Linked DNA regions of Mus musculus: all the other regions are linked to region 2. The links are chromatin loops, found by intact Hi-C in ENCODE. Cell type or tissue: heart. All regions are shown on one strand.

The links. Hi-C counts contacts between places; a loop is a spot of excess contacts. Peaks named below come from ENCODE experiments on the same cell type or tissue, not always from the same donor. Only the 100,000 strongest peaks of a DNase experiment are listed, where the experiment ranks them.
Region 1: it touches region 2 in a loop (2.7-fold over the local background); 38 of 42 quality-filtered maps call a loop at or near these places.
Region 3: a loop joins it to region 2, with 5 times the contacts of the local background. A loop is called at or near these places in 35 of 42 quality-filtered maps.

The regions. Positions count from the first base shown.
Region 1 is chr11:87,969,880-87,977,879 of GRCm38, reverse strand. No RefSeq gene overlaps it. Among named protein-coding and RNA genes, the nearest start is that of Dynll2, 14 kb to the left of the region's middle. In heart, CTCF peaks have their summits at 3,008 (motif pointing left) and 3,788 (motif pointing left); no DNase peak of the experiment used is centred here; H3K4me3 peaks cover 268 bases; H3K27ac peaks cover 384 bases; H3K27me3 peaks cover 476 bases.
Region 2 is chr11:88,043,911-88,051,910 of GRCm38, reverse strand. It overlaps Srsf1 (serine and arginine-rich splicing factor 1), which reads right to left and starts at 4,538. Exons shown (of 4, transcript NM_173374.4): 1 at 3,879-4,538; 2 at 3,237-3,421; 3 at 2,696-2,868; 4 at 1-2,499. The coding sequence starts at 4,072. The coding sequence ends at 2,305. In heart, no CTCF peak of the experiment used is centred here; DNase peaks (open chromatin) are centred at 3,580 and 4,280; H3K4me3 peaks cover 4,164 bases; H3K27ac peaks cover 2,806 bases.
Region 3 is chr11:87,983,132-87,991,131 of GRCm38, reverse strand. It overlaps Dynll2 (dynein light chain LC8-type 2), which reads left to right and starts at 3,599. Exons shown (of 3, transcript NM_026556.4): 1 at 3,599-3,889; 2 at 7,122-7,260. The coding sequence starts at 7,129. In heart, a CTCF peak has its summit at 4,899; DNase peaks (open chromatin) are centred at 3,501, 4,541 and 5,291; H3K4me3 peaks cover 3,199 bases; H3K27ac peaks cover 2,379 bases.

The DNA.
Region 1 (8,000 bases), 74 kb after region 2:
TGAGTTTTGGGCTTTTTAGAGAGGCCCAACATTCAGAAACAGTGCTGTGGGGAGAATGTGTAAAAGGCACCAGCCCCTGCCCACTGCATCTGGGCAAGTTGTTTGGCTTTTCTGAACCATCTGTGCATGAAGAATATGCCTCTTCTGCAGTGTGGCTCTGAGGGTCCAGTGGCTTCTATCAAAATGCTTTGAATTGGAAAGATAACTGAAGATAATCTGCCTAATAAAGTCAGAAGAGGCAGGATTCTGAGGGAACTCGAGTTCGTTCTCACACACGTTACACCAGCCCTTTCCTTCCCCATACATTTGTGTACACACACAGAAAAGGCCCACGAACAGAAACAGACCTGAAGTCACAAGGATGCTAGGACAAGTGGGATGCACACTGAACTCTGCTGGTGCACAGCTCAGGGTTTTAGTGTATCTCAGGTACACGTTTGTGCAAACAGCAACGTTTATGTCCCCCTTGAGGGAAACCCTGTAGCTATTTGCAGTCAATTCCCGTTGCCTTTTCAGCCTCTAGAAAACACTAATCACATGCATGTGCCCAAATGTGGCTCATAGAGGCTGACACCGGGTGCCTCCATCACTTCTTAACTCAGACCATCTCACAAAGCCTGGAGTTTGCTGACTTGGTTGGACTGGGTGATTAGCGAGTTGCTGCCTATCCCCGCCTCCCCTCTGCCATGTCCCATTGCTTTTTTTTTTTTTTTTTTTTTTGAGACTGGGTTTCTCTGTGTAGCCCTGGCTGTCCTGGAACTCACTCTGTAGACCAGGCTGACCTTGAACTCGGAAATCCGCCTGCCTCTGCCTCCCGAGTGCTGGGATTAAAGGCGTGCACCACCACCACCTGGCTTTCCCACTGCATCTTTTGTTTTTTGTTTTTTTTTTCCTAATTCATTAAAATTTTTAAAAAGTTATAAATATGGATGCTTTGGAGATATGCATGTCTGCATAATATATGTATGTATTGTGCCTTTAGTACATACATATTGGATCCCCTGGAACTGGAGTCACAGACAGTTGTGACCAAATAGGTCTTGGAGTTGAACCCAAGTCCTCTGGAAGAGCACCAGTGTTCTTAAGTGCAGAGCTTACTCTCCAGCTCCTTCACCTGGGTTTTAGAATGTGGATCCTGGGGAATTGAGCTCAGGTCCTCATGCTAGTGTGGCAGCACTTTACCAACCGAGCCATCTCCCCAGCCCACTAATGCTTTGTGTCTCAGAATTTGCCCAGTCACATTTCACATAAATAGATTCCTGCAATATCTAGCTTTTGAGTCTAGCTTCTTAGTGTGTTTTCATGATATGCCAATGGCGTACCTTTCTGGAAAAGTACCGCTCCACTAAGCAGACTTAATACATTCTGCTCACCGTTAAAGGATTTTTTTTTGTTTTTGTTTTTATTTTTTGTTTGTTTTTGCTATTGAAAACTGCTGCTATGAACATTATTCATGTTTTTGTGTGGGTATCTTGAGGTTGCCACATCTACTGAACTGCCATTGTAGCAGAAAGTGGTGATAGTCTGTAAATAAGTGAACATCACTCTTCCAGTAAGCCTTCGTGCAGATGGGGTCCAGATTTGCCTGGACCATACCTGGCCAACCTCCAATCCAGCTGCTTTCACAGGACTCAGTATTCCAGAACTACTACGGAAGGTGACTTCTCCCTCTTCGGCAGCCAGTAGGTTCCCCTCTGTAGTGCATTGGTGTTAGGAATGGTGGTATTTCTAACCAGTTAGAAGCTGGTACTGGCCATCATCAAAAGTGGCTGTATATGTGCAGTGACATGGGCAAGCCCTTGACCCTTGCCACCAACGGCAGGCAGGAGAGCTGGCCCTGCCCCTTACCAGCTGCAGCACTCAGGAGAACCAGCCATGCACCTCACCTGGACAGCTCAATAAATCTGGCCCTGGATGTGTGTGTGTGTCTGTGTGTGTGTCTGTGTGTCTGTGTGTCTGTGTGTGGGTCACTGATGAGCTGCCTTCAAGGGCATGAAAGCAGGAGAGCTGACTGGCTGACCAGCTAAGATCCCTCTCAGATCCAGATCTAGGGCTTTGAATTGGCTCAGCCCAACCAACATCTACCCCATCCATGAACTGCTGGAGTGCATGAAGGGGCTGGTCCTACACATCCAAAACTACAGGATCTCCATGACACAGGGCAACAACAGGATCTTTGAGAAGAGTCTCAGTGCTGTTCTAGTATTGATAGTGTATCAGAATCCAGGTGCCTTGGACCAGACCAAGTCATTGCCATGAACATATGCAAGCAGAGAAGTGTGGACAAAGGGTATACTGTGGGCCACTGTGCCACACTACAGCTTCCACAATGAGATAACTTTTCTTTGTTGATGGGGAGGTTGCAGGGGTGGAGGGGAAGAGGGGGAGAGAGGAGTGGAATTGGGGTACATGATATGAAGGTCACAAAAACCGAAAGAAGTGGCTGTGTAATGCTCTGGTACAATGCTACATGTTGAACATGAACGCAGTAAACACTGAGTCATGGTTTAACTCTTCTATCAAAGCAACCCTTTGAGTTCCTGGGACTGGCCATGCCTGTCTTATTTTGGTGAAAGCCAACCTTTGGCCCTCCAAGGAAGCAAGATCTTCTCTGATGATTTATATCAAAGTCACTTCTACTCTAGAAACAGCCAGTCACCCTAGTAGGTTGTCTTGTCCACTAGTTGCCTATCTAGCTAAGTCCCTTGCAAGGAATTGCCTTATGTCTATGTGGGGGCTGGCTAGGCAAGGCTGAAGCCTGTAGAGCAGGCTGTGAGGACAGACTGGCTGGGAGCCTCAGGCTGGAGCTCCACAGGTCAGATCTCTTCGGGGATCCCCATCATCCAGGACAATCGCATTCACATAGTGTTAGCTGAGGCCACAGAGCCTCTTCCCAGCAAACTGCAATTTTGTCTTTCCTACTTGGTCCCGCACACAGCTCCTTAAACCCAATCTCTATTGAGGCAAACAGCCGCGCTTCTGCCTGTCAGAGCACTGCCACCCTGTGGACAACTGGAGATGAGTCAGAGCCCCTGGGAACTGCTTTTTTGTTCCATCTGCAAACTTCATCGGGTGTGATGTAGTTAGCTGTTATGAACACATGAAACGGTAGGGGAGAAGAGGGAGGCAAGTGAGTGTTATGGCATATATACACAAGACAAAAGGGGGTACGCACAAAGCCTTGTTGAGTGGAGCCTCAGGGCTCAGCTTCTCTGTCCCCAGCAAGGCAAACACCTGGATCAGGTAGCCTGGGTAGTGACAGCACCTGGACTGCAGCCCAGACCTGACAGAGAAGCCTCTCTTGGGATGGTCTCAAATCCAGCAGTGGTGGGGACCCTTGGGGTGTGAATGGCGCACTCAGCAAGTCGCTCACGAGTGGTGGACTTTTTTTTTTTTTTTTTTTTTTTTTTTTTTTTTGATGCTGGATGGAACCCAGGGTCTCACAATAGGCAAGCAGTCTGCCTCTGGGCTGCAATCCCCCGGCCAAAAGTGACCAAGATCTGGCCTCCAAAGTCCAAAGAGGTCCACTGTGTCCTTAAGGTTTTTCTTTTTCTTCCCTCCCTGCCAACCTCCCAGCTATACAAAGGGCCCAATGCAAGAATGTATTGTTTACTTTGGAAGAGAAATCTTGACTCAGGCTACTGAACCCCAGAAATTCCACAAAAAGTCTGACATTATCAGGTGGATTCCCTTGTCCCATGAAATACAAATATCTTACTAATGCTACTCTGTGCTCACTACTAGGTCCTACCCATATAATGCCACCATGCAGTGACATCTGGTGGAAGGGAAAGACAAGGTCTCAAGAACTAGATGATAAACTGGGAGAGCGCTTGTGCTGACGGGGGTTGGGGAGAGTGGGTGAGGTGGGGGTGGGGGGGGGAGGGGAGCAAATGGCTTCTGGTTTTTATAAGCAGGTGCTGGGAAAGGCATTTGCTACCTCAAAAGCTGTCTGTTAGATGCCCAGAAATGTGTGGAGCAGGTAGGTCCTTTCTCAGGGCAGACATGGTCACCCCGCAGTTTGTACTGGGAAATGAAGCCCTGAACTTATGCTTCCCCCGCCCCCCTCCCCGTTTTAACTGTATTGGTTACTTGTTTCTGTGACAAAGGCTCTTAAGGAAGGGTTTGCTGGGCTGGTGAGATGGCTCAGTGGGTAAGAGCACCCGACTGCTCTTCCAAAGGTCCGGAGTTCAAGTCCCAGCAACCACACGGTGGCTCACAACCATCCGTAACAAGATCTGATGCCCTCTTCTGGTGTGTCTGAAGACAGCTACGTGTACTTACATATAATAAATAAATAAATCTTTAAAAAAAAAAGGGAAGGGTTTGCTTCAGCTTGGAGTCCCAGGAGTGTGAGGCAGCCAGTCACATTGCCCTCAGTCAGGCAGAGATGAACCTTGGAATGGTGTTACCCACAGGTAAGGTGGGTCTCCCCACCTCAGTGACCCCGTGAAGGCTTTGTCTTCTAGGTTATTTCGGATTCTGCCAACTTGACAGTTGCTATGGTAAATTACTGGAACGAAAGCAACTTCAGGAGAGCAAGGGTTTATTTGGCTATCATAGCAAGGTCAAAGCAGAGACTTGAAGCAGCCGAGTCAGAGGCACAGTCAAGAGTAGAGGGGGAAGAAATGAATGCACGTTTGCTTGTGCTTAGCCCCTCCTCCGGTACAACCCGGTACAACCCAGGACAACCCAGGACTCGAACCCAGGGAATGGTGCTCTCCATACTGAGTTCTTCTCACCCTAACGTAGTCAAGACAGCTCCTTACCCATGCACCCACGGGCCAAGCTAATCAAAACAACCCAGGTGACAACCTGTGCCTATCTGCCTGTGAAACCTCATCCGAAGGGTGTGGTGTACATCTCACCTTTGATCCCAGCCTATGGGAGGTTAGAGGAAGCTGGATCTCTGAAAGCTGAGTGGGAGGTTAGAGGAAGCTGGATCTCTGAAAGCTGAGGCCAGGCAGGTCTACATAAGCAAGTTCCAGACCAGCCAGGGCTCCTCATGGCTCAACCAGCCTTTCTTTTCTTTTCTTTTCTTTTCTTTTCTTTTCTTTTCTTTTCTTTTCTTTTCTTTTCTTTTCTTTTCTTTTCTTTTCTTTTCTTTTCTTTTCTTTTCTCTTCTTTTTCTTTTCTTTCTCTTTCCTTTCCTTTCCTTTCCTTTCCTTTCCTTTCCTTTCCTTTCCTTTTCTTTTCTTTTTTTTTTTTTTAGCCCTGGCTGTCCTGGAACTCACTCTATAGACCAGGCTGGCTTCAAATTCAGAAATCCACCTGCCTCTGCCTCCCAAGTGCTGGGATTAAAGGCCTGAGCCATCACTGCCCGACCAGCCTGCTTTCTTATAGAATCCAGGACCATCTGCCCAGGGATGGCTCCACCCATAATGGGCTGTGCCCTCTCCCATCAATCACTATAAGAAAATGTCCTTGCCATTGTGTGGTGGCGCACGCCTTTAATCCCAGCACTCGGGAGGCAGAGGCAGGCGGATTTCGGAGTTCGAGGCCAGCCTGGTCTACAAAGTGAGCTCCAGGACAGCCAGGGCTATACAGAGAAACCCTGTCTCGAAAAAAAAACCAAAAAAAAAAATGTCCTGGACTGGAGAGATGGCTCAGTGGTTAAGAGCACTGACTGCTCTTCCAAAGGTCCTGAGTTCAAATTCCAGCAACCACACTGTGGCTCACAACCATCTGTAACAAGATCTGACTCCCTCTTCTGGAGTGTCTGAAGACAGTTACAGTGTACTTACATATAATAAATAAATAACTCAAAGAAAGAAAGAAAGAAAGAAAGAAAGAAAGAAAGAAAGAAAGAAAGAAAGAAAGAAAGAAAGAAAGAAAGAAAGAAAGAAGATTTTCTACAGGCTTGCTTTACAGCCCCTTCTTATGGAAGGAATTTCTTAATTGAAGCTCCCTCTTCTCAAATGACTCTAGCTTGTGTCAAGTTGACATAAAACTAGCCAGCACTCAACAGTCTTTAAAAATTCCAGTGTTTTAAAAGTCCAAACTCTCAACTTTGAGCCCAAATTAAATTAAGCAAGTTGTATGCTTTCTTTCTTTATTGTTAATTTTATGTGCACTGGTGTTTTGCCTGCACGTATGTCTGTGTGAGGGCATCAGATCCCCTGGAACTGGAGTCACAGACAGCTGTGAGGTGCTGTGTGGGTGCTGGGAATTGAACCAGGGTCCTCTGGAAGAGCAGCCAGTGCTCTTAACTGCCGAGCTATCTCTGTAGCCCTCCCCTCCCCCAAGCTTTATACTTTCAACATACAATGGAACATACAAACTTTCTTTTTCTTTTCTTTCTTTTTTCTTTTTGTTTTTGTTTTTTTTTTTTCAAGACAGGGTTTTTCTGTGTAGTCCTGGCTGTCCTGGAACTCACTCTGTGGACCAGGCTGGCCTCGAACTCAGAAATCCATCTGCCTCTACCTCCCAAGTACTGGTATTAAAGACGTGTGCCACCACTGCCTGGCTATAAACTTTTTTATTCCAGAATGGAAGGCCAGGTGCATAGCAAATGAACAGTACCCCAAGGCAAAATGGAAACCCAGCAGGGAAAACATCAAGTCTTGTAGTTCCAGTGACTAACATCTGAAGCTTGTAATAGAGTCTTCTGGGTTTTCACAGGATTGGGGACCCCCCCCCCAGCTCTGCCTCCTTACATGTGGCTCCTTAGGCTCGGACCACATGCACTCCACACCTGCAGCTTTCCTTGGCAGATACACGATGGTTCTGGCATCTCCAATACTCTGAAGTTCTCTATTGCTACCATGGCTTTACCCTCGCTGCTTCATACAATATCCTTTCAGGGCCTCTATGCAGGAACAAAAATCATGTCACACAGTGTCTGGCCTCAGCTGCTCTCTGTGATCCATTTAATGTCAGTCACATCTTTGCCATCAAAACCAGTGCCAGGCGGATAATGCTTATGATACCATCAACTTGTGTGGCCAGCTTGAGATAGAGTCTGACCCACTCAGACCATAGCTGTAGCCATTTCCTGGCGTTGGTCCTGGAGTTCTCAGGGAGTTACTATTGAGGAGCCAAGAGCCCCTTCAATTTAGGCTTTCTTCCTTGAGACGAATTCAGACCCCTGAAAGATGGAGCCTCGGATGGGTTGGGGCCTTGCCCTCAGACATCCTTCCCAGTACCACTTGAGGTTCCCTTCAGCCATGCTGATTACTGCACCAGCCAGAACACTCTCTCATATTGGAATTCCCTCTGCCAAACAAAGGTGTCCCATCTCTAAATTTTGCTTAATTCAGAGACTCGGGTCTTAGAATAAATCCAGGTTCTTGGTCAGAGTGTTGTGCAAATGGGTTCTGTCTCTGTCCCTGACCAAGTTCTTTTCCCAGCTGGACTCAGGGTTGGATGTCCATAACCGACCCTTCTCCTTCACAAAATAAGTTCCAAAGCCTTAAAAGCCAAACAACAGCTTGTCATAGCAATGACTCCACTCCCTGGGAACCAGTCTCTAGCTACGTTTCACTCTGTGACAAAAAACCCCAACAAAAAGCAACTCTGGGGAGAAAGGGTTCATTTGGTTTCTAGTTCTAGATTACAGCTCATCATTGCAGGGAAGCCAAGGCAGGACCTCAAAGCAGACAGTCCCATCCACAGTCAGGAACAGAGAGAGGATTCATGCTGCGTGCACGCCCACTGTGCTCAAGTCCACTTTGCACTCACACAGCCTGGGACCCAAACCCAGAAAGTGAGTGGTAGCTTCCACAATGCATGACACTTCTGACCTCAGTTACGTCGATCAAGATAGCTTCTACCATATGATGGTTTAAGGTCTGCTGAAGTTTGGTCTTGTTGTCTATTGTAATGCTGAGTGTGAACCCCCAAAATCTGGAGTCTGCACACAGACCCCAGTGATGTATGCGACCCTGCCCCAAGTGATTTCTGGTTGGAAAAAAGATGCCAACAGCCAATAGCTGGGTAGAAGAGACATAGATGGGGTTCCCTTCCCAAGGCTTGGGGCTGGGGGAGAAGACAAGAAGGAG
Region 2 (8,000 bases):
AGCACACTATCCAAAATTTAAAAAAAAAAAAACTGTGTAGTCTATTTTGTCTCCTAATGTTAATACTGAATTTGAGTTCCACTGAGAATCTCAAAGCTAAAATTGATTAGCTATCAAACTTTGTACAAAAGCCTATTTTGTCTAAAGCATTACCAAAATAAACAGCAACTGTAAGTTCTTTAGCAAAATATGAAAGATTACTTTCCAGATCATTACCCTCTACACAACTGTTACGTATGTAACTGCCTTACACTCAGTTTATTATGCTCTTAAGACTTCCACAACAGAGACAGTCATCATTTATTAGAATCTTTAATTTACTAACACATAAACAGAATCAGAATCTTATCAAATTAAATAACTGATACACTAGTTACCCAATCAAAATTTTACAAGAGGAAAAAGGACAACCATGCATCGTTTTTTAAAAAATGTTTATTTTTTTCAAAGAAAAACGGCAATAGCCAATTGGAAACCTACTTATTCTTCAACTCCAATTTTGTTTTCTTTAAATTTAGAAGTGACTTACTGATTTACTATTTTAAACAAACCCCCCCTTTTCCCCTTTAAATGTTTACCATCTACTCGTGCTGAATCCTTCCAAGGAGATTGCTCCAGCGTATATCTCCAGGTCCTCGCTTTGCTCCTTTTACCAAAAAATGCAAAACACAATTCCATCGTGCATCTTAAGGGCTCCAATCGTCAAAAATAGGAAAAAAATTCTTTGGAATAGCCAATTAAGTTGAATGAAAAAAAAATCCACACGAATGCGGTTTGGTTGGGGCAGGAAGGAATCCACTCCTATGTTCCTGGTAATCTGATCCCGCTCCATGAATCCTGGTAATTCATCCTCCCTATCCTATCCACATTATGATTTGAATCCAATGATCCAGCTCCAAGGATTGGGATCCAGTGAGCCCTCTCCAATCCAAACCTTTATAACCAGCAAAACCAAAAAAGAGGAGGCAAAATGTTAGACACTGTAACCAAAAAAAGTTTCTGGGGAATGATGAGTTATGTCTGTCATCAGTTTACAGATGCACATCAATAACTATCAAATTCCCCAAAACAAGTTTCTGTATGGTGTTCAGATAAATTTTAGAAACTTAATAACTATAGAGACTAACTGGAAGAAGCACTTTATATTTACAGTTCAACTGATAATGCCAACACTTGTTACTGTACAGGTATCACAGGTTTTGTGGTTGCAAAGTTATATAATTGAAGTTTACTGGTATTACTACCCACCTAAACCTAAACTATTGCTCCCATCTGCAATTTAGCTTGTAAATTAAAGTGTTTTAAACATGAGTCAATTATGAATATTAAAAGGGAAGGTGAGACTTAAAGTACTCCCAACTAGATTATCTACACTAATACGTTGGAATTCTATTATTTTGCTGTCATTTTGTCTTTAAAAAATGAAATAACAATGCTCTATCAGTCACACAGAGGACATGCAGATTTAGCAGTATTGATATTATACTCTGTTTGGAAATTGACACCCTGTACCCACATGTACACCAACAGCAGGCCACACATTAACAGTTGTAACTAAGCACTGTGACAAATTAGCCATTCTTCCCACATTAGTCCCTATTAAAACAAAAAGGGGGGAAGGGAGCAAATAATTGTTACAAAATGGGCAATTCTACCACAATTGCCAAGGTTTTAAAAAGCAAAGCAATTGTAGCTGAAGATAACTGCATTAAGTGTTTGCAAATCTTTTAAGGTAGATAAATTTTTAACCCTCGCCTTCTAGTATAAGGTCAATACTGCCAATTTCATCTGTGACAATAGCACTTGGAGTCATACCATTGCCTCCATTATTGATCTGATCCTCCTCAATCCTCCTTTTGACAATCCTAAAATGATTGAAATGTGCTCCACAATCCTTAATCCAAAGCATTCTTAATCCATCTCTTCAGATATGTCTACAGAAAGACACATGAAAAGCAAGATAAACATAAGAACTTCCCCCAAGTAAGATAACCACAAACACCCCCAACATCCCATTTCACACAAACCAGAGCAGAATAGACATTTACATAATATCACAGTCTGAAGAGCATGGAAATTAACTAAATTTAAACAATCCTGTCTATGACATCACTTAAAATACAAGTTACCAAAGACATGAGGGGAATGTAGATGTTAGGAGCAAGGGGATATTACACAAGAATGCAATTCAACACTTTAGCCCATTCTGAACAAAACAGCTTGAATTAAAAAAATGAAAAGATTGTACTGAGTAAAGGAAAACTGTATACAACATGGGTTCTACAAAAAGTGTCACCAATCATCTTATGTACGAGAGCGAGATCTGCTATGACGGGGAGAATAGCGTGGTGATCCTCTGCTTCTCCTTGGGGAGTAACTGCGACTCCTGCTGTTGCTTCTGCTACGGCTTCTGCTACGACTACGGCTTCGAGATCGAGATCTTCCATAACTTGGACTTCTGGGCCCATCAACTTTAACCCGGATGTAGGCAGTTTCTCCCTATTGGATAGACAGAACTTTCCATTGAAAGATCTAAGCTTTCACCTGTCTTCAGACAAGCTGAACGAATACAAAGACAGATCAGGGCTCTGGTAATTTACGTGAACACCCTTGCCTGTATCCTTACCTTCAAATTCCACTGTTAAGAAAACTGTATCCAATTCTGGCCAAAAAAAAGAATAAGTGTATAACCTACCTCGTGAGATCTAAACTTAGTGTTATCCAGTTTTCGAACTGCATACGTCATATCTTCTTTCCGTACAAACTCCACGACACCAGTGCCATCTCGGTAAACATCAGCGTAACATACATCACCTGCCTCACGCATGTGATCCTTTAAGTCCTGCCAGCTTCCACTCGGAGGCAGTCCTGAAAAAGCGATTCCCCCTAATTTAATACTACTCATCCTGTCCCACGGCAAACGTGTAAAGTACATTCGAACAAGGATTATTTTAAAATACTTAATGATTGTACTTAAGTGTTTCCAGGTAAAGAGCTGGTAAGAGTCAGATCCAGAGTCCAAATTTATTTGTAAAGGATCTTCATAGGCTAGTACTGCAACCTAATTTGGGTAAATCACCACCACAGTAATCTTTATTTACTAAATTCATCCCAAAGACCGAAGTAGTCCAAGACCCCGTGTGTAAAACAAAACAAAAACAACAATAACAAAAACCTTGCAGTACTCAAAGCAGTCATGCGGGAAAAAGATTTTAACCCGCACGAAGTCAACTCACCAGAGACAACCACTCTGTTCTCGGACCGCCTGGACGGCGGGCCATAGCGGCCTCTCGGGGCGCCGCCGCCTCCACCCCCGCCGCCGCCTCGGCCGGTCCCGCGGCCGCTTCGGGGAAACTCTACCCGCAGCCGGTAGCCGTCGTAGTCGTAGCCGTCGCGACCGTACACCGCATCTTCCGCGTCTCTGCGTGTGATCACAGAAAGCGAAAGGGGGGGGTGATGAGGGGAGGGAGCCGCCGGACCCAGCTCGTTCGCCCGCTCCGGGGGTGAAAAGCCGCGGCCACAGCGCACATGCGCACCCACGGGGCCACACGGAGCCCCACATGCGCCGCATAATAGGGCCGGCCCTTCCCCCACCCAGCACCACGCCGGGCAGAGGCTCCCGACCACCTCGCCGGCCCTCAGCGCCTCGGTTTCCCGCTCCGGGGGCTGCGCATGGGCTCGGGGGGTAGGGGGGACGTCCGAGGCGGCCGGCCACCGGAGACAACGCGCCGCCTCTCGGCTCTCCTGACTCGACTCCTGCAGGGGCGATAGCGCCTCGGAGCCCCTCCTCTCCCCCCATTATGTTCCAAGGCCTCCGAGCCTTCCCCAACTCCTCCACGCTATCTCCTCAAGGCCGCGCACGCCCCACGCTGCCTCACCGCGGGTCCTCGAACTCAACGAAGGCGAAGGGCGGTCCCCCGCGGCGGTTCTTCAGGTCGATGTCGCGGATGGCGCCGTATTTGTAAAACACGTCCTCGATGTCCTTGGTTCGGATATCCGGAGGTAGGTTACCCACGTAGATGCGGCAGTCGTTGTTCCCCGCCGGGCCACGGATCACACCACCTCCCGACATGGCGGCGGCGGCGACGACGAAAAGCGCGGACTCGGGGGGGGGGAAGGAAAAAAAAAAAAAGAGGCCTTCCTACCAAGCCTAGCGTACGGCAGAGCGAGCCCTCAGCGGCACCACGTCTCCCGCGGCCGCTCCAAAATGGCGCCTTTATCAGCTCGGCGCACTGATACCGGGGGGGAGGGGGAGGAAGAGAAGCCGGAGGAAGCGGCTCGTCCCTCCCAGTGCGCAGGCGCACGCCTCTAACGGGTGCTGAGAAGCACGCTCGCGCACGCGCGACGTCACCCTCCGCACGGAGGGGAAAAAGTCCCTCGCGTCCTGGCGGGTTGACTGGCTGCTGGAACGTCCAGGCGTTTAGTAAAAATCACATGCTCTGGTTAAAGCGGTTATTATTAATCCCCACTGAGTCCAGAATCGTCGGCCACCTCGGGGGTAGACCCTCTCTGAAAGCAGCTCGGCGCTCTAAAAAGATTGGGTGAAACCTATCTTGCAAGCGTGTCCCACCATGCTCCGCGGTGGTAACGGCCTTTGGCGGGAAAGGCGCCGCGGGGCGGAGATAGATGACGCTGAGCTGTTGCTCCGGAAACCTGGGCATCTTCTGCACTTCGGTGCCGCCGGCGGGAGTTGCAGGTGATTTCATTTAAAAGCCGAAGCGGAGCAGTGTGGCTTCTGCCTCTGGGAACCTGCGGTGGGCTGCATCTTAGTTAAAGTGTCTAGACGGATCCTCCATATCTATCTAAATGAAAACTGTGCCTTGAGTTTTCCTCTTCCTCCTTTCTAAGGATGAAAAAGGAAGAGTGATAAAACAGTTTAACTGCAGAGCCGAGATCCCGGTTCTGTGCTGGTCTAGGGAGATTATTTATTTATTTGTTTATTTTGCCAAGATTATCTGCAAAAGGATTCTTGCATTGGATACCACAATTTTGCTTCTTTGTTTTGTAATAACGGGAATAGAAGAGCCTTACGTGTGAAATCATACGGCCTTGTAGTGTTGTTAATGAACTCGAATTATAATAAAAGCAAACCAATCTGGACTTAAGCTTGTGTGCCTGAAATCCTATCACTCCGGAAGCTGAGGCAAGGAGGGTCCAGCCTACCCTGTTATACACAGTTCTAGTAAAGGTTATCCCGGAGCCAGGCAGTGGTGGCGCATGCCTTTAATCCCAGCGCTCGGGAGGCAGAGGCAGGCGGATTTCAGAGTTCGAGGCCAGCCTGGTCTACTGAGTGAGTTCCAGGACAGCCAGGGCTATACAGAGAAGCCCTGTCTCGAAAAACCAAAGGGGAGGCGGGGGGAAAGGTTAGCCCGGGACATTCAGGGAAACCCTTTCTATTAAAAATATTGAAAAACAAAACGTTTTCTTGGTGTTGTTTTTGTTTTGGGGTTGTTTTGTTTGAGACACGATTTCTCTGTGTACCCCTGGCTGTCCTGGAGTTCCTGCCTTCTGAGTGCTGGGATCAAAGTCACTACCTCCCAGCTAAAACCAGAGCCTTTCATGATTGGATAGAGACAGCCAGGCGTAGTGGTAAATGCCTCTTGAAGTTTTTGGGAAGCGGAATTTCAGGGTTCAAGGCCAGCCAGAGCTGTGTCGACCCTATCACTAATAAATATGCTAAGTCGGATCCCCACAGGTTCTAAGGGTGATTCTTTATACTGTAATTTTTAGTTTTTAATTTTTATGTTATGCATATTGTGTCTTGGGGTGGTGGGTCATGCCATGGCCCATGTGTGAAAGTCAGAAAATAAGGTGCAGTTCACCACTCATGCCATGTGAGCCCCCGAGATGAAACGTCAGGCTTGGGAGGAGCACCTTAACCAGATGAGTCACTGAGTCATTGCTGCCCCTGGATGTTATCATTTATTTACAACAGTCCAAGGATGTGGGGCTGCTTAAAATGAAACCATTAAATATTAAGACTGGCTGGAGAAATCAAGGACAGTGAGAGTGGGGGAGAGGCAGAAGTGATGTATAAGGTTTCTAGGCAAAATGCCTGAAGAACTTGTTGAATTTTGGGAGATCTACTGCAAATTTGACTACTCTCACCAGAAGTCACAGTAAAGAAGAGGAGAGCATAATATATCCAATTTTTAAGCGATTTTAAAATCTAAATAGTTCAGGGGAAAAAAAACAGTTTTTTGTTGTTGTTAGTCATAAAAGCATGGGAGCCCACATCAGTAATCTCAGCCCTCAGGAGATTAAGATACCAAGGAAAATAGTGAGCTCACTGGGAGTCTACCCTGCTTCAAAAACAAAGCCAGCCGAGGTGGCATACACCTTTAATCCCAGCACTCAGGAGGCAGAGGCAGGGGGATTTCTGAGTTCAAGGCCAGCCTGGTCTACAGAGTAAGTTCCAGGACAGCCAGGGCTACACAGAGAAACCCTGTCTCGAAAAACAAAACTAAAAAACAAACAAAAAAAATATAATAAAATAAAGTAAAATTTTATATTTTTTTAACATTTATGCTAATATTGACCTCTTTGGTGATAACTTTGTTATTTTTACTACTAAAAAAAAAGACAAAGTTCTAAATATTCAACTGACCAGGCAGTGGTGGCCCACGCCAGCACTCGCTGGGCAGAGGCAGGTGGATTTCTGAGTTCAAGGCCAACCTGATCTACAGAGTGAATTCCAGGACAGCCAGGGTTACACAGAGAAACCCTGTCTTGAAAAACAAGCAAACAAAAAAACAAACAAACAAAAAAAACCTAAATATTCTGGGAAAAATTGACTTGGTTTTTGTTTTAATTACACATATTTTCAGAAAATGAAAGAAATAGTACATATCTTTGTTTTTTCATCTTTAATTGCTCACTGGTTATGAACATAATACTGGTTAATTTTGTGTTATTATAATAAAGTATCTGAGGTTGGGTAACACTTCAGAAAGATTTATCCAGTTCAATGACCCATTTATTTCTATGGCTTCTCTAGTAGGCCTTGCTAAGCAGTACATATCTTTTTATTTAGTTTATGTGTGTCTCATTTCGCCTAGTTAAATTATGTTACCAATAATGAATACTGATTATTTACTGACTGTTCCTTGAAAAATGTAGAACAGTGAGCAGACTGTTGTTTCCATGGAAACTTGATGTTGCTGTCGATAGATAGACAATGTTCGTAAGGATTGATTTCATTCCATGGATAACAAAAGCCACTTTTGAAGCCCAACTAAGACATCTAAAAATACTGCCATGGTATAATTTTATTCCAGGACTGGCTTCCTTAATTCTTTGAGTCTTTCTGCTTTCTTTTTGGCTGAATTAGCCCATCTTTGTTGTCCCATTATTAACAATATGACTTTGCCAAAAAAAAAAAAAGTTCCTAAAATGATCTGTAACAAAAAGATTATCTTCAGTATGACTTGTTCCTATATTAATTACTATTCTAGCTCTTGTCTTCCTTCCTCTTTGTCTTCTAAGGTCAAATTCAGTTCAAGTTGAACACTTCCTAGGTGAACTAATTAGGTTTTTTGTTTGGTTTTGGTTTTTCTAGGCAGTTTCTCTTTGTAGCTCTAGCTGTCTTTAAATTCACACTGTAAATTAGGCTGGCCTCAAACTCAGAGATCCACTTGCCTCTGATTCTGGGATACCAGCACTGGTAATTATTGAATTTTTTTTTTTAATGCTGATGAGTCTTTTTTGGGGGGCCTGAAGATGTTACCCCAGGTGGTCTGAAGTGCTTCATCATACCTGGCTGCAATTTCTTCTTATAATGGGGTGAAAATAAGTGTGAGGTTTTTTTTATTGTTGTTTTTGGGTTTTTTTTTTTTTGTTTTGTTTTGTTTTTGTTTTTTGTTTTTTGGTTTTTTTTTGGTTTTTCCAGACAGGGTTTCTCTGTGTAGCCCTGGCTGTCCTGGAACTCACTCTGTAGACCAGGCTGGCCTTGAACTCAGAAATCTGCTTGCCTCTACCTCCCAAGTGCTGGGATCAAAGGC
Region 3 (8,000 bases), 61 kb after region 2:
ACAGGCAGGGAGCAGGGATGACTCGGTGGCGGGTGTGAGAGGGAGACACAAATCCAGGGGGGATCCCTGGTCTCTGGCTTGTGTATGGGGCTTAAAGCAGAGATAAGAACTCCGGGGAAGGGAAAGATGATGGTGGCTAGAGTTTACTCCTTAGCTACAGGGCTGGACCAGGCCCTTGAGCCAAGAGTTTTCATGTGTTTTTTTTTTTTTCTTTTTTTTCCTGTACCTCTATAAAGCAGATATTGTTCTCAACTTATAGTTGAGGGAAATGAGAGTTTGTGATTTGAATAGCTTGGCCAGATTTGCACATTGCACAGCTTTTGAGTTGTGGAAAGAATTTAGAATCAAGGCACCCATTCCTGGAACTATGCTGCTAACCATCAGGGGGTGTGTGTCTCTGTGTATGTGTGTGTGTATGTGTGTGTGTGTGTCTGTGAGTGTGTCTGTGTGTGTGCCTGTGTGTGTGTCTGTGTGTGTATCTGTGTGTGTGTGTGTGTGTGTGTGTGTGTGTGTCTGAAGGGCCTGTGTGGAGAAATCTGGGGATGGGAAGAGTGGCCAGGGCCCAGGCCATAGTTAAAAGCAATAGGGTGAAACTTGTAAGTTGAGGATGATATCAGGAGCCCTGAAATCAAAACAGGCAGAGGGTAAGAAGCCCACAAACAAGACAAAATCAACCCCTTCTGTTTTAAATCAGAAATCATGACTGATAGCCAAGGAAACTAAGCAGTTTCAAACGACTCTGTCAAATAGACACCCACCAAGTTAGGCAAAGCCATTAAGTATCATAGTTACAATGCTGCATAGTAGTCATCTTAGGTAGTAAGTATTTTGCATAAATAGTATTAATTAGTATAGGACAAGTTTCTTAAACTCTGCTCCTGGATATATTAATGTTTGGATTAAAAAAGGACCTTGGAGCTGGGCATAATGTTGAACACCTTTAAACCTAGCACTTGGGAGGCAGAGGCAGAGAGATCATATGAGTTTGAGGCCAGCCTGGTCTACATAGTGAGTTCCAGGACAGCCAGAGCTACATAGTGAGACTTTGTCTTTAAAAAAGGAGGGAGCTGGAGAGCTAAGAGCACTGGCTGCTCTTTTAGAGGAACTTGGTTCAATTCCCAGCACCCACATGGTATCTTCAACCATATCTAACTCCACTTCCAGGAATCCGACATCCATGGGGACCAAGGCAAAACATACACGAAATAATAAAGAGACAACATAGGAAAAATATATTTTAAAAAGGACTACAGTTAGTAAGTTTAGGAAATGCTGTTATGATTTAGGCAGAGAGCCAAGTCCCTCTATACTTTTATGTTACTGTTAGGTAACACCGAAGTCTAACGGCTAAGGTGGTAAGCACTTGGAACAAGCTGGGTTTGAATGTTGCAGATGACAAAGCTGGGTGACTTTAGGCAAGCCCCTGAACTACACTAACAACTACTCATCCAGAGGGGGACAGTAATACATTCACTTCAAAACAGTTTAGTGTGGTGGAATAGAATGCATTACACTGGAAGCAGTTAGTACCTGGTACAGAGTAAGGGCTTCATAAAGGTTAACTGTTATCTAGACATGAGCCATAGTGTTTGGGGTTCAAACTCAGGGCCTGGAGCATGCTGGGCAAGCATGCACTCTTCCATCGAGTTACAGCCCCAGTCTCAAACTTACACACACACACACACACACACACACACCACTCTAATACCCAAATTTCTGAAGAGCCTTAAGTCTTAGTCTATCTTTTGTTATCTGAGAGTTTTATCTCCTAATTCTTATCCCATTATATTCCACACTGGGAATATTCTATCTCTCATCTACTCTGGGCAAGAGGAGTAGGGAGAACACAGTAGGGACATAAAAATTCATAGTCACTGTTGTGTGCCCTTGAAAAAGATCATTTGAGTGTTGGCTTGTATCAAGACACATCAGGAAGGAAGCAAGTAGAGTGTGTGCTTCCACTTGTTCCCTCCGTTAGATGTCCTTGGGCAATGGACATCTTGTATACAATCTTATATCGTAGTTGTGACCTTCAGATCTTAGAAGCTAATGAAGGCTGGGGAAAGAGGATATTAGCTCTTTCTCCAAGAACTTCCTAAGAGTTTTCTCCACAAGAACTCTACAATCTGTCCTCTCACCCCTCCCCACATGTGCCCCACCCCTCATTCATTAACACAGGCTGACATCAGAATACCCCCTGGATGAAGGGATACCCCAGGCCTAGCTTGGCTGAGTCCCTTACTGGAAAAAGACAGAGCTATGGAATGGAGAAGCCTGAGGGGACAGTTTTCCAAGTTGTCCTGGACACATAATGAACACTAAATTATGATACTCCCAAACAGGGCAGGCTAAGGCCAGGACTAGTCTGACTTCTCATGGTTTAGGTGAGGGGAGAGAAAGAGGTGAACACAGGAGCTATGCTAGGCAATTTCCTAACGTCCACCGAGGCCAGAATATTTGACCTCCCACTGAAGATTTTAGATAGCCCCTTTGTGAATGAAAGCTTAGGAAGAAAAATCCCGATGTTTTTTCTGTAACACCACACACACACACACACACACACACACACACACACACACACACACACACACACACACACCAATGTTTGCTTCCTGAACTTTAAAGGCTGCCATCCATGTGTGGTCTAAAGGAGCTGACCTGGCAAGGGGTCTGAATCTGTGTTTGTCTACACTTTGTTTTTTGTCTTGTTGAGACAGGGTTTCTCTGTGTAGCCCTGGCTGTCCTGGAACTCACTCTGTAGACCGGGCTGCTGTCTCAGAGATCTGCCTGCCTCAGTCTTCCAAGTGCTGAGATTAAAGGAGTGTGACACCTCCCCCCAGTGTGTTGTCTATATTTGAGGGCTATGGGTGAAGTCGTTTTTTAAAAGATACCTCACAGCTCATACAGGAGTCCCCGAGAAATGGTTCGCACCTCTATCCCCCAAAGGCCATACCCGAACGGTAGAGGCTGTACCTCCGGTATTTTTGATGATAGTGTACTTAGGGTTCCAGCTATGGATAGGCAGAAAGGTCTCAAGATTCGTGAACAAAGGTTGAGTTAGAAGCAAAAGCGAATGTGAAAGCAGGGGCGCGGGGGGGGGGGGGTCTTGAGGACTGTTGCCTTTATTTCACCATGGGGCTTGACAGTTCTCTCAAGTGTCGCCAGCCTAGGGAAATGAATTTTCCTCTGTCCCTGGTGATTTCTAATACCCTATCCTGCCTCTTTCCAAAGTTGGGACCCTTCTCTCCTGAGTCTGAAATCTCCATCCCTCCATTCTTTTTTCCTTGGCACTGGACTCTCCACGCCTCTCTCCCTTTTCCTTTCTGGGCGGAATGTATTCCTCCCGAGTCAGGCCTCTCCGGGCCTGGGCAGACAGGGTATGCGTCCTCTTTTCTCCTCCTAAGGCCACGGCTCCCTCCCCCCACCTTCTCCAGCTCCCCTTCCCCACCCCCTCCTCCGCCCCGAGGCATTGTGGGACGAAACAAGATGTGGAGCGAGAGCGGCGCGGGGAGAAGCCCGCAGTGCGGGGCCGGGCGGGCGCAGCCAATGGGGAGCGCGGACGGCGGCGCGCGCGGCAGGGGGGCGGGGGCGGGGCTCTATTTCAGGGCCGCGCGTCGGCCGCGCTCAGCGGCGGAGCGGAGCGGACGGCGAGGTATCAGCCGAGACAGGCGGTCGGCCGGGTGGCACGAGGCGGAGCGCGGGCGTCCGGGGAAGCTCGGAGGGCGACCAGCAGTGCGAGCGCTCGGCCCCGGGGCTGCGGGAGCAGGGGGATACCGCGGCGGCAGCGGCTGCTGCTGCAGGACGAGCCCAGGGGACACCGCCCCTGCTCGAGCTTTGCTTCAGCCCAGCGCTGCTCCCCAGGGGCCTGTGCGGACTCGCCTGCGTGACGGTGAGCTGGGGCCCCGGGGGGCAGCCCTCGCTCGACTCGGCCCAGGCTCTGGAGACCCTCGTGCCCTGGCTGGAGGCCCCGCAGCCCCGGGGAGGGGAGCCAGCCGTGGTGCACGGAGGCCTCTCCGGTCCGGGGAGCGCGGGCAGCCAGTGCGGGTTCGGGCTCGACGCGGCTCCTCCCGCCGCCACCCTTCGGGGCGTCCTTCCTGCAGCGAGGTCGCCGGGTCACTCCGGCGCCTCTCCAGGCCTGGCGGGGGAGGGCGGAGGACCGGCTTGCGGCCTGCGGATCCGGAGGGCGGCGGGGAGGTGGATGCTTTCTCATTTCCCAGGTGCTGCCCTTCGGGGGTCCCTGCCCGCTAGAGGAAAAGATGGTGGGGGCGGTGTTTTGGGACGAGGGGTTACGGTCCCTTTGGAAATCCGAAACGAGGCAATAACGTTTGTACGTGTTAAAGAATGGTGCAGGGCGGTCCGTGTCATTTGGAGGCTTAGCCCCCCCCCCCTTTTTTTTCTTTTTTTGTCGCAAGACCAGGGACAGAGGTTGAGAACTGTCCTGGAGTGCTCCTTTTGCGTTTTTCACAGGAGCTCCTGGCTCGTGACTCAGGAAGCTGGCTTGGGGCCCTTTGGCCATCCTTTTATCTGGAGGCCCAGCTCCGCCCCCTCCCCCCACCTCCCTAGGAAAGGATCGCTGGGCGTCTGGCTCCCTAGCCTTTTCTCACTGGTACCTTGGATAGGGGTTGCCAGGGCTGGGCCTCACCTTTCTGCGACGCCTGAGGGGCCAAGGGTGAAGAATCGTGGCATTGTAGTCACAAGACCAGCATTATGTAATCGTAGGCTCTCTCTGTTAGAGAGTAAGATAGCTTTTAATTACTGTGACAAAGTTGATCCTTCGGACTTTGGGGAGGAGGCGGTGAAGCAGGTGAGCTTTTTTGGCAAAATGGTGCCAGTTTCATACTTCGTTGTCTGTAGCCAGGCTCCACCCCCAACCTCTGGATTTGTAAACACTGCCCCCTTCTGAGTGGGAACCTGGAATAGGCCACCAGGTGACATTGTTTTTTTTTTTTTTTTTTTCTTCTAGAAAGGTCTCATCACATCAGCCTTTTTCTCTTCCCAAGCCTCGTGGAGGTTGTTCCTTTTCTCTCATTTCAGCCATTATTTTTTAAACATGATTGGCTGCCCAAGGTCACAGAGCTAGTCGGCCTTGAATAGGCATCACTCGACCTTTCCTTCAACACCACAGACTCCTTGGCTCCATATTTTCTCTGGGGTAGGGGGCATCTTAGCTAAACACTGGCCAGTGTCGCTTCCGTGGAAGAAGCTTTGCTTCATTTGACAGTGTCAGACCAAGGTGCCTGGCCTGGAAGTTGTCACAAATACATTGTGTGTGTTAGACGGACTGGGTTCTTTTCATCTCCGTGGGTAGTGTGCACATAGATAAGGAGCAGCTTGGAATGATCCCAGCAGTCTTGCCTTGAGCAGTCAGAAACCCGTCCGTCCCCATTGGGCTGGGGACAACCAGTGTTGCTTTTGGAGCTGAGGTGAGGGGGATCAGTACTGCCGTGAGTGATGAGAGCGGGCAGGGGTGGGTTTCTGTAGCTTGTTTCTTTGGATGTAAGGTAGCTCACATGACTGTAGGCTGCAGAAGGGTCCATGTGGGTCAGTCTCCGAAGTCAGGTTGCTTGCTGTACGGTGAATGCCACAGCCCAGGAAGCATGGCTATGAAATAAGGCTATAAAAATATTAAGCTCTTTCTTAGTCTTAGGTCAGTGTTGTGGACCTCCTCCATCTCCTCTGTTTTGATTGTTTGGAACATGGTCTTATTGTAGCTGAGGTTGGCTTTAAATGCCTGATCTTCCTTCCTGCCTCTACCTTCCAAGTGCTAGAATTTCAGGTGCGAATCACCACACCTGGCCCTGTTTTTATATTTAAGGGAAAGTTCTCAGCACTCCTGTCGGGTAATATTTCTCCAAATGTACACATCATTAGTGCTTTTTGAATGAATAAAAATAATTTTTACATGAAGAAGCAAAAATTCAAGAGAACTGACAATCATTGTTGGGGCTGTGACTAAAGGCCAGAATTCAGAAATTGTATTGTACTTTAAAGACTGAACACTGTTGTGAGGAGAGTGAGGGAGCAGGATTGGGTGTGGTGACATGGGGCTGCCTCTCTGGTTTGAGGTAACATCAGCCCCAACATTTAAGAGGACATTATTACCTCTTTGGCAGCAGGCCATGTATGTGAAGCCCCTTTTATTTTTATCAGAGTGGAGTTGGCCTTTTTTCTGTGAGGGGACAGTGAGTATTTTAGGATTTATGGTCAGAACAATCTCTAGAACTCTTATTGTAACATGTTCCTATAAAACTTTGATTCATAAAAACAGGTGGTGGTTGAGTCTGGCTGATGGACAGCCAGCTTCCTTGCATAGACTCTCCCTATTTGCAGATGCTCTCATGTAACCCTAGTTAATTCTTAAACAACCTCCAGTTGAGAGCTGACCTCATTTCTAAAATGGAAGTAATCGATACAGAAAGGCCAGATGCCTTGTTGAGACCACAAAGGCTCAGAGTCAGGACCAGAAGTCAGGGGTACTGATTTCTAGCAGGGTTTCTGCTGTGAGACCAGTAGTAGATAATAGTTAGTCAGTCATGTGCGGAATCTCTTCAGGTGCGAGCTGCTGGTTTATTCTTAGGATAAGGCTTGGGCCCCATTTTACAGATGGTGACATAAAAACACAGAGACGGATTAACTTGCTGAAAGATGCAGTTAGGTGATGCAGTGTTACGTCTCTTCGGCTCTTGGTGGCGTGCCGACTCTCGTTCAGAGCCCATGAAATGGGCTATTAAAGCACAACATCTTACATCCATATCTCCTTTTCCCTCTTTCTTTCTTGTCCTGTATTTCCAAGAGGTAGGGACCATATTTCTGCTAGAAGCTTCTAAGTGGCTTTTTTTTTTTTTCTTTTTTCACAAACGTTTTACTGTGTAGCCTTAGCTAACCTGGAACTTCCTTTGAAGACCAGGCTGGCCTTGAACTTAAGAGATCCAACTACCTCTGCCTCCTGGGTGCTGGGATTTAAGGCAAGTGCCGCCTTACCCAGCCTAAGCTTCTCTCTTGTCTGTGTTCATGTGCTCCCACCATGTCTATCCCCCGCTAACCTTATAGCTCCCAACCCATAGCTCAAGCTGCTGCTCACACGAGACGTCGCCTGCTTTACTTTTGTGTTCCTACTGCAGTGTCACGATGTCTGACCGGAAGGCAGTGATCAAGAACGCAGACATGTCTGAGGACATGCAACAGGATGCCGTTGACTGTGCCACACAGGCCATGGAGAAGTACAACATAGAGAAGGACATTGCTGCCTATATCAAGAAGGTAAGCTGGGAGCCTGAGGATTGACAGCTGAGCCGCATAGGTTGGGGACAGTGGATGGGGTGGGGGTGGGGTCAGGGCAGACACTTGCTGAGAAAGCAGGTGTCGCCCCTTCTGAGAAAGCCTGCAGACATGTGAAGCAGCTGAATTATAGGGTAATTCTGAGCTCCCAAAGCAATCTCCCAAATGATCTTGATGAGGTTGTAGTGCAGCTGTGTTAGTTGTACAGCTAGTTATGTCACTACAAAGCATGGGGAAGGAGAAGGCGAAGGCTATGCAGAGGAACTGCAGAACAAATATTACTAGCCCAGTTGAGAACTGTTCAGTGTTCAAGATTAAGATTAAGAGCATTTGAGTGAATACTATATGATCCCGGACAGATTTTCAGGGAACTTCTTCATTTACAGTGGTGTGTCCTTTATAATCCTCGTGAGATGGAACGTTTTCTTTTCCCTAAAAAGGGGCTTAGGTTCTGCATATTTTGCAACATATTCTACTCCCCTTATGTTCTCTCTCTCTCTTTTTTTGGTTTTTGGAGACAGGGTTTCTCTGTGTAGCCCTGGCTGTCCTGGAACTCACTCTGTAGACCAGGCTGGCCTCGAACTCAGAAATCCTCCTACCTCTGCCTCCTGAGTGCTGGGATTAAAGGTGTGCGCCACCACGCTTGGCTTCTCTCTCTTTTTTTAAATTAATCTTATGTGTATGGGTAATTTGCTTATGTCTCTACATTATAGTGCATGCCT